Linked DNA regions of Homo sapiens: region 1 is linked to region 2. A link is a loop called in an ENCODE intact Hi-C map of the cell type or tissue named here. Cell type or tissue: heart left ventricle. All regions are shown on one strand. Region 1 has its middle 8.4 kb from the start of TIMM29. Region 2 holds the start of DOCK6-AS1 (DOCK6 antisense RNA 1).

The links. Hi-C counts contacts between places; a loop is a spot of excess contacts. Peaks named below come from ENCODE experiments on the same cell type or tissue, not always from the same donor. Only the 100,000 strongest peaks of a DNase experiment are listed, where the experiment ranks them.
Region 1: it touches region 2 in a loop (2.6-fold over the local background); 20 of 110 quality-filtered maps call a loop at or near these places.

The regions. Positions count from the first base shown.
Region 1 is chr19:10,934,680-10,939,679 of GRCh38, reverse strand. No RefSeq gene overlaps it. Among named protein-coding and RNA genes, the nearest start is that of TIMM29, 8.4 kb to the right of the region's middle. RefSeq lists an enhancer at 1,846-2,345 and a silencer at 3,275-3,606. In heart left ventricle, a CTCF peak has its summit at 2,839 (motif pointing left); no DNase peak of the experiment used is centred here.
Region 2 is chr19:11,201,349-11,206,348 of GRCh38, reverse strand. It overlaps DOCK6 (dedicator of cytokinesis 6), which reads left to right. Exons shown (of 48, transcript NM_020812.4): 40 at 2,018-2,149; 41 at 2,254-2,268; 42 at 3,640-3,765; 43 at 3,866-3,955; 44 at 4,224-4,460. DOCK6-AS1 (DOCK6 antisense RNA 1) reads right to left here and starts at 2,721. Exons shown (of 3, transcript NR_186345.1): 1 at 2,484-2,721; 2 at 241-539. In heart left ventricle, a CTCF peak has its summit at 2,344 (motif pointing right); DNase peaks (open chromatin) are centred at 2,398 and 2,788; H3K4me3 peaks cover 792 bases; H3K27ac peaks cover 3,158 bases.

The sequences.
Region 1 (5,000 bases), 270 kb after region 2:
TCTGCCACTCCAGATCCATCTTGAAGGACTGGCTCTTTCAGGTTTTTATTTGTTCACCTGGTGAATCAGTAACAGGAAATGTGAAATGCCTGTGGCTCACCAGCTATAAATAAGATTGCAAGAACAAAAGAACTGGCTTCTTTGTACAGCTATTAATGAAACGATTGACCTGGGCACCCATCAGAAGTGATAAAATTGGGCCGGGCACAGTGGCTCATGCCTGTAATCCCAGCACTTTGGGAAGGTGAGGCGGGTGGATCACTTGAGGTCAGGAGTTTGAGACCAGCCTGACCAACATGGTGAAACCCTGTCTCTAATAAAAATACAAAAATTAGCCGGGCGTGGTGGCAGGTGCCTGTAATCCCAGCTACTCAGGAGGCTGAGGCAGGAGAATCACTTGAACTCGGCATGGGGAGGTTATACTGAGCTGAGATCACGCCACTGCACTCCAGCCTGGGCGACAGAGTGAGACTCTGTCTCAGAAAAAAAAAAAAAGTGGTTTTCTGCAACACATCAAAAGTGTATGCATAGGGGGCACTCTTCTAGGTTAAAAGAGACTTAAGAGGCCGGGCATGGTGTCTCAGGCCTGTAATCCCAGCACTTTGGGACGCCAAGGCGGGTGGATCACGAGGTCAGGAGATCAAGACCATCCTGCCTAACATGGTGAAACCCCATCTCTACTAAAAATACAAAAAAAAAAAAAATTAGCCGGGTGTGGTGGTGGGAGCCTGTAGTCCCAGCTATTCGGGAGGCTGAGGCAGGAGAATGGTGTGAACCTGGGAGGTGGAGGTTGCAGTGAGCCGAGATCGCACCACTGCACTCCAGCCTGGGCTACAGAGCAAGACTCTGTCTCAAAAAGAAAAAAAAAAGGACTTAAGGTTGGGCGCAGTGGCTCATGCCTGTAATCCCAGCATTTTGGAAGGCCGAGGAGGGAGGATCACCTGAGGTCAGGAGTTCAAGACCAGCCTGGCCAATGTGGCAAAACCTCATCTCTACTGAAAATACAAAAATTAGCCGGGTATGGTGGTGGGTGCCTGTAATCTCAGCTACTCAAAAGGCTGAGGCAGGGAGAATCACTTGAAGCCAGGAGGCGGAGGATGCAATGAGGTGAGATTGTGCCACTGTACTCCAGTCTGAACGACAGAGCGAGACTCCGTCTTAAAAAAGAGAGACTGAAAAATCACAACAACGAAATACAGTATGTGAACTTTGTTTGGATCATGAATCAAACAAACCAAGTGTAAAAGGACACTTTTGAGATCCTCAGGGAAATGTAATATCAGATGATACCAAATAATAATTGTGGACTTTGATAGGTGTGATAATGGTAGTGTCATGATATAAGAAAATGAAATTATAGGCCAGACGTGGTGGCTCACACCTGTAATCCAAACACTTTGGGGGGCCAAAGGGGGCAGATAACCTGAGGTCAGGAATTCGAGACCAGCCTGACCAATATGGTGAAACCTCTGTCTCTACTAAAAATACAAAAACTAGCTGGGCGTGGTGGCGTGCACCTGTAGTCCCAGCTACTCAGGAGACTGAGACAGGAGAATTGCTTGAACCTGGGAGGTTGCAGTGAGTCGAGATCATGCCACTGCACTCCAGCCTGGGCAACAGAGCGAGAATCTGTCTCAAAAAAAAAAAAAAAAAAAGGAAGAAAGAAAATGAAATTATAGGGGTAATATGACAGGATATCTGGGATTTGCTTTAAAATACTTCGGTTGTCAACGGTAAAGTTTGGGACCAAAAAAAAAAAACAAAGAACTTCTGTTGGCTGGGTGTGGTGGTTCACGTCTATAATCCCACCACTTTGAGAAGCTGAGGCAGGATCATTGCTTGAGGCCAGGAGTTCGAGATCAGCGTGGTCAACTGCAGCCTCAACTTCTCTAACTTAGGTGATCCTCCCACCTCAGCCTCCCAAGTAGCTGGGACTACAGGCACGCACCACCACATCTGGCTAGTTTTTGTATTTTTTTGTAGAGACAGAGTCTCACTGTGTTGCCCAGACTGGTCTTGAACTTCTAGGCTCAAGCAATCTGCCCCTCTCGGCCTCACAAAGTGCTGAGATTACAGGTGTGAGCCAGGGCACCCCCAGCCCATCTTACACATATTGACCGATGTCTCATGTCTCACTAAAATGTATAAAAGCAAACTATGCCCCAACCACCTTGGGTACATGTTCTCAGGATCTCCTGAGGGCTGTGTCCCAGGCCATTGGTTACTCATATTTGGCTCAGAATAAATCTCTTCAGATATTTTCGGAGTCTGGGCCAGGCGCGGTGGCTCACGCCTGTAATCCCAGTACTTTGGGAGGCCGAAGTGGGTGGATCAGCTGAGGTTGGGAGTTTGATAGCAGCCTCACCAACATGGAGAAACCCCGTCTCTACTAAAAATACAAAAAATTAGCCGGGCATGGTGGCTCATGCCTGTAATCCCAGCTACTTGGGAGGCTGAGGCAGGAGAATCGCTTGAACCCGGGAGGCAGAGGTTGCGGTGAGCCAAGATCGTGCCATTGCACTCCAGCCTGGGCAACAAGAGCAAAACTCCGTCTCAAAACAAAACAAAACAAAAAAAAAAACAAAAAAAGATTCAGAGTCTGACTCTTTTTGTGGACATAAGTAGGTAAAGGTGCAGGTTCCAGAGATGAAGGTGGCCCCTCCGTGGGGCCTCGACTTCTGCCATCATCTATCCAATTCCAAGGCACAGTAAACTGGTGCAAGTGGAAGCTGCACGACCTCCACTTGCTGCTGCCCGCGGACAAAAGGAACCTGCGTTGAGCCATTCCATGGGGGCTAAGTAAGGCAGGATGGAATCAGCTACGTTCTGTCTCCGAACTAAGTCTCTGATGCCCTCTGCTGGTCTTTCTAATCACAACAGTGGGAAAGATACTTTTTTTTTTTTTTTTAAGACGGAGTCTTGCTCTGTCTCCCAGGCTGGAGTGCAATGGCACCATCTTGGCTCACGGCAACCTCCGTCTTCCAGGTTCAAGTGATTCTCCTGCCTCAGCCTCCTGAGTAGCTGGGATTACAGGCGCCCACCACCATGCCCGGCTAATTTTTGTATTTTTAGTAGAGACAGGGTTTCGTCATGTTGGTCAGGCTGGTCTCCAACTCCTGACTTCAGGTGATCCTCCCATCTCGGTCTCCCAAAGTGCTTGGATTACAGGCGTGAGCCACCACGCTCGGCCGAAAAGTACTTTTCAAAGGACGTGCTGGAGGGCAACTCCTGGGCTAGCCTGGAAAGCGGAAATAATTAAAGCTAACCAAGAATCCAAGAATATTTTATTTCCTTGGGAGGCTGAGGCAGGAAAATCACTTGAGCCCAGGAGTTTGAGATCAGCCTGGGCAACACAGTGAGATCTCATCTCTACAAATAACTTAAAAAATTAGCCGGTGTGGTGGTGTGTGTCTGTGGTCCCAGCAGCTTGGGAGGCTGAGGTGGGAGGATTGCTTGAATCCAAGAGGTCGAGGCTGCAATGGGTCGTTAATGCACTCCAGCCTGGGTGACACAGCGAGACCCTATCTCCAAACTGCTCCCCCCCGCCCCCGCCTTTTTTTTCAAGGGAGAACTCAGGCCGGGTGCAGTGATGCACACTTGTAATCCAGCACTTTGGGAGGCCGAGGTGGGAAGATCATTTGAATTCAGGAGTTCGAGAACAGCCTGGGTGACATAGCGAAACCCTGTCTCTACAAAAAAAATACACAAAAGTTAGCTGGGCATGGTGGTGCACACCTGTAGTCCCAGCTACTTGAGAGCCTGAGGTGGGTGGACAGCTTGAGTCCAGGGAGGTCGAGGTTGCAGTGAGCTGAGATTGCATCACTGCACTCCAGCCTGGGAGAGAGAGTGAGACCGTCCCTGAAAACAAGGTGTGGGGGAGAACTCAGAAATGTTCATATTAGATTCGGCTGTCACTTGGATCTGAGAAAGAAGCGTGCCTTGGCTCTATCCTATCAGACATTGGGCCCTCCCTACATGGTGGCCCTGCACCACTAGGCAGGGTGCATCAGCCCCTCCACAACCACTTAGGAAGGTCACAGCATGGATTCGGAGCCATAATCTTCCCTGCACAGCCGCACCACAGACTGTGAATGCCTACTCTGTACCAAGTGCTTTAGTGGGCTTTTAAATTTTTCTGACAAGCCCACACTTAGAGATAAGGAGCCCAAAGCATGGAGAAGTGACTTCACTCACAAAGCAAGGAAGTGTAAAAGCTGAGTTCCAAATCCTGGCTTTAAAGCCCACTTATGCCTCCTGTCCTCTGCCTTACACCAGAGCATGGGCTGAAGTACAGTGAGACCTCTGGGAAAAGCTGACCCTCTGCCCAAAGCCAAGACACAAAGCCTTCAGGCTGCCCAAGCTCCACAATTCCTACCAACAGCGCCGACCACTGCCCTCAGCTTCAAGCTCCCAGCAGCTTCAGATGATCTTCCTGGAACACACCCTGGCGAGAAGTCAAAAGTGGCATTTAATAACTGACTCAAGCAATGATGGTGTGGACCCTTTCCAATACTTCTGATCAATGAGAAACAAGTGTCTTTGATGACACCTTAAAACCCTTCCCTGAAGTTGGCTAATGTCTAACAGAGGGCAGATTTGGGGACAGAGATTTTTGGCAGGTAATGGTGTAGAGATAGCATTTAGTTAGTATCATCTCGACGTCTTTTGTTTCCTTTCATTTTTGGGGGTTAGAGGGGAGATAGTGTCTCACTCTGTGGCCCAGGATGGAGTGCAGCGGCATGACCAAGCTCATTGCAGCCTCAAACTCCTGGGCTCAAGGGATCCTCTCACCTCAGCCTCACAAGTAGCTGGGACCACAGGCACACACCGTCTCACTTGGCTATTTTTTTTTTAATTATTATTTATTTATTTATTGGGACGGAGTTTTGCTCTTGTTGCCCAGGCTGGAGTGCAATGGCATGATCTCGGCTCACTCCCGAGTAGCTGGGATTACAGGTGCTTGCCACCATGCCCGGTTAATTTTTTGTATTTTTAATAGA
Region 2 (5,000 bases):
TCCTAGACTCATGCAACCCTCTCGCCTCGGCCTTCCAAAGTGCTGGGATTACAGGCGTGAGCCAGCATGCCCGGCAACTGATTTTCCACTGTGGAAAAGGGGTTTTCTTCTCTAGTTTGCTTGTTTGTATGAGGGCAGTTGGTGGTTTCTACATTTAACTTGCAGGAGCCCTGGGGCCTTTGCTCCGTGTGTTTTTCTGGTTTGTGTGGGGCTGGCTGTGTCCATGTGATGTCATTTTACCTGTTTCTCAGTTCCTCACATTTTGGGGAACTGGCAGTTACATTTGAGAGCTCAGTGAGATTCAAGGTCACACTTGAAGTCAGGTGTTCCAGTGAGATTTCTTCTGTGGTGCTGGCCCTTTAGTGACATTATTTTCATTATTGTCACTTTGCTGGATTCTTGGAGACGAAGGCCTCAGAGGAAGGGCCAGGTGCGGTGGCTCACGCTTGTGATCCCAGCACTTTGGGAGGCCGGGGCGGGCAGATCACTTGAGGTCGGGAGTTCAAGACCAGCTTGGGCAACATAGAGAAACCCTGCCTCTACAAAAAAAAAAAAAAATACAAAAAATTAGCTGGGCATGGGCGCAGTGGCTCATGCCTGTAATCCCAGCACTTTGGAGGCCGAGGCAGGCGGATCACGAGGTCAGGAGTTTGAGACCAGCCTGGCCAATATAGTGAAACCCCATCTCTACTAAAAATACAAATATGGCTGGGTGCAGTGGCTCACGCCTGTAATCCCGGCACTTTGAGAGGTCGAGGTGGGTAGATCACAAGGTCAGGAGTTCGAGACCAGCCTGGCCAATATGGTGAAACCCCGTCTCTACTAAAAATGCAAAAAAAGTAGCTGGGCGTGGTGGCACATGCCTGTAATCCCAGCTATTAAGTAGGATGAGGCAGGAGAATTGCTTGAACCCAGGAGGCAGAGGTTGCAGTGAGCCGAGATCATACCACTGGACTGCAGCCATCTCAAAAAAAAAAATACACGGGTGGGGTTAAGGGGAGGGATAGCATTAGAAGAAGTATCTAATGTAGGTGACAGGTTGATGGGTGCAGCAAACCACCATGGCACGTGTATACCTATGTAACAAAACTGCACGTTCTGCGCATGTACCCCAAAGTATTAAAAAAAAGATTACGAAAAAAAACCATACACACACAAAAGCCTCAGGGGAAGAAACCAGGGGGTGGACACAGGCCTTCTGACAGTCAGCAAACCTCACAGGATGCCTGTTTTGAGCCAGGCTTGATGCCAGCACCCGCTGGGGGTGAGGGGCATATTACCACATGCCAGAAGGCAGTTGGGCATGGAGGTCATGGGCACAGGGCCAGATGGGTGGGTGTTTGGGTCTTGGCCCTGGGGAATGCCTCTGTCTCTGAGACTCACTTTCCTCTTTGAGGAATAGGAAAAAAAAACTGCTTCTCCCATCAATGAGGGAAGACAGATGGGTGAAGTGCAGATGTACATCGTACCTGTGCCATAGAATATTCTTGCTAAAAGTGGTGAAGGGCTGGGAGAGTGGTGGCTCACACCTGTAATCCCAGCTAATCAAGAGGCCAAGGCAGGAGGATCACTTGAGCCCAGGAGTTCAAGACCAACTAGGGCAATATAGTGAGACCCTGACTCTACAAAAACTAAAATAAAATTATTTGGGCATGGTGGCATGTACCTGTAGTTCCAGCTATGTGGGAGGCTAGGGTGGGAGCATCTCTTGAGCCCAGGAGTTGGAGGTTGCAGTGAGCTATGATTGTACCACTACACTCCAGCCTGGGTGATGGAGTGAGACCCTATCTCAAAAAAACAAAAAAGATAAGTAGCAGTGAAGACCATGGAGCCCTCTGTGGGAGCTGAGTGGAAAGGCTCAACCCCTATCTGGGATAGGGGTGGTCAGGGTGGGCTTCCTGGAGGAGGTGATGGAGGGTGGGTAGGAGCACGGAGGCTCACAAGGGAGATGGGTAGACAGGAGCACAGTGGAGAGAGGAAGACAGTTTGGGGAATCCTGACCCCACCTCACCCTCAGGGCGGGCTCTACGAGGCGGTGAATGAGGTCTACAAGAACCTCATCCCCATCCTGGAAGCCCACCGTGACTACAAGAAGCTGGCCGCGGTGCACGGCAAACTGCAGGAGGCCTTCACCAAGATCATGCACCAGGTGGGCCCAGGACCCCCTCCCCAGACCCCACCCTCAGCCCCACTCCTCATCCCCACTCCTCATCCCCAGGGATCTGCTGACCTTGACCCTTCTCTTCCCCACAGAGTTCCGGCTGGGAGGTGAGTCAGCCTTGGTGGACAGCCACCTGCCTCTGGGACCCCCGTGATGACTGGCCAGCAGCCATCAGTGAACACCAGGGGGCACCAGAGGAGCATGGCCGCTGGCCCTTGGGGCTGGGGCTGTGGCCACAAGGGACCCACCCCATTATTTCCCTCCCTTCCCCAAAAATGCCCCCACCCCCCGCCCCAGATCTCGAGGGCAGCTTGTGACTCACCCAGCTGGGAGCTCTCCAGAGACACCCCTCCCTCTGCCAGGGCCAGCTTGGTCACTGCAGGGGGGTGGCGGGGTGACTCTTGACTCCCTCATGGTCTCTTGGTCTCTTTCTCATCTCTCCCCAGTCTATCACGTGGCTCTCCCTATCTTGGTATCTCACTGTCTCTTAGTCTCTGTCTCTCCCTGCGTACCCAGCTTCCAGCCTCCCCCAGGCTCTCTGCTCCTCATTTCTGGTTAATGTGTCCTCCCGCTCCAGCCCCCCCGAATCCCGCTTCTTCCCTGCTTAGGTCTATTTTTAGGCATCTCCTAGTTTGGGGAGAATGTTCTGGCCAAAGATGGCAGAAACCCAGAGCCCAGGCAGGCAGGCTGGGTGGGAGCTGGGTGGGGAGGGCAGGTCCTCTTCGCCCCCGCCCCCCTCCCGTCTCTGATCTCTCCCCCCACGGAATGATTCTCACGGGGCAGTGTTAACCAGGACCCTGGGGGTTGAGGGAACTCTGACCTCTGACCTCTCCCATGACATTGTCTCTCTGTCCCCCACACCTCTGGCCCCACCATGTCTGCCCCATCCTCCCCGGATCGGCCTTGGTAAGTGAACATCCAGCCATTCTACTTCCTTTCCAGTCATGGGGTGGTGTTTTTAGGGTGGTAGGGAGGGGGTTCCTTCTTCCAAACTTAGGGCTGGGGACAGGAGCAGGGGAATGCCATGGAACAAGGGAACCAGAGCCACTGTCCTAGAGTGAGACACAGCCATCCCTTCCCTCAGCCATCCAAGCATTTATGGGGTACCTACTGTATACCCATTCTTGTGGGCCTCAGGGCACAGGAAGGAGAATGCCCTAGAACAAAGGAGGCAGAGCCTCCATCCTAGAGTGAGAGACAGCCATCCCTCTCCTCAGCCATCTATGCATGTATTGGGTACCTGCTGTATACCCTGTCCCACGGGCATTAGGGACACACCCGTAAACAATACAGCCCCAGTCCTAACTTCCTATTGCAATCCATGCCCCAATGTTCTCAGGGCCCCCTGCCTGTGCCCATGCCCTGATGTTCTCGGGGTCCTCACACTCCCATCCTGATATTCGAGACACCTATCTCTGGGGCAGGGAGACCTCCAGCAGGGGCCTCCCGGACAACCACACCCTTTCTCACAGCCCCAGCGCGTGTTCGGGACGTATTTCCGCGTGGGCTTCTACGGCGCCCACTTCGGTGACCTGGATGAGCAGGAGTTTGTGTACAAGGAGCCATCGATCACGAAGCTGGCAGAGATCTCACACCGGCTGGAGGCACGTCCTTGTGGTTGGGGGTGGAACGGGGCATGGGGCTGCCTTGGGGCTGGAGTAGGGGCTGTCCCTGGGTGGCCCCGAGTCAGCCCTGTGTCTCCAGGAGTTCTACACGGAGAGATTTGGCGACGACGTCGTTGAGATTATCAAAGACTCTAACCCTGTGGACAAGTCCAAGCTTGACTCACAAAAGGTGGGTCCCCCAACCATTTCCCCAAAATCTTAGATTCACAGAGACTCCAAGTGCTGTTTCCTGGGGACCCTCAAATCCTCTTTCTCTGGGAAACCCCAAATCATATTTCACTGAGGGACCCCAAAACCTATTCCTCAGGGGATTCCCAAACATCCAGACATAGGAAGACTTGGAAATGACAAAGTCCCCAGATCCCCTCTCTCCAGGAACAGGGCTTGGGCTGTGCGTGCTGGGGCTGTGGGATCCTCACACCTGACCCTGCGCCCAGGCCTACATCCAGATCACGTATGTGGAACCGTACTTTGATACCTACGAGCTCAAGGACCGGGTGACCTACTTTGACCGCAACTATGGGCTTCGCACATTCCTGTTCTGCACGCCGTTCACGCCGGATGGGCGCGCACACGGGGAGCTGCCCGAGCAACACAAGCGTAAGACGCTGCTCAGCACCGACCACGCCTTCCCCTACATCAAGACTCGCATCCGTGTGTGCCACCGGGAGGAGGTGGGTGGGGATCCTGGGCCTGGCGGGGGTGGGGAGGTGAGGGGACATCAGACCCTGGGAGGGGAGGGGAGGGTAGACACAGGGACCCAGACCCAAGGTGGTTCACGGACCTCAGACCCAGAGAGGGGTGGCACAGGGACCCTAGACCAGATCCCCAGGGAGGGGAGGGGAGGAGACCAGACCCAGGGAGACCTGGGAGGCAAGATGCAGGGACCCCAGACCCAGGGTGGCCCAGGGATTCCAGACCCAGAAAGAGGAGGCAGAGGGAGCCCAGATCTAGGAAGGCCCAGGGAGGAGAGGTGTGGCCCAGGAAGAGGCCCAGGTACCCCAGAACTGGGCTGAGAAGATATGGAGACCCTGCATTCCAATCTCTAAACTGAAACCTCTACCTCCAGACCCAGGAGGACCCAGGGATTCTAGACTCACAAAGGGGAGGCACAGGGACTCCAAATCTAAGAAGGCCCAGGGAGGAGAAGCCCAGGGATTCCAGACCCAGAGAGGAGAGGCGTGGACACGCTAGACCCAGAAATTGGCTCATGT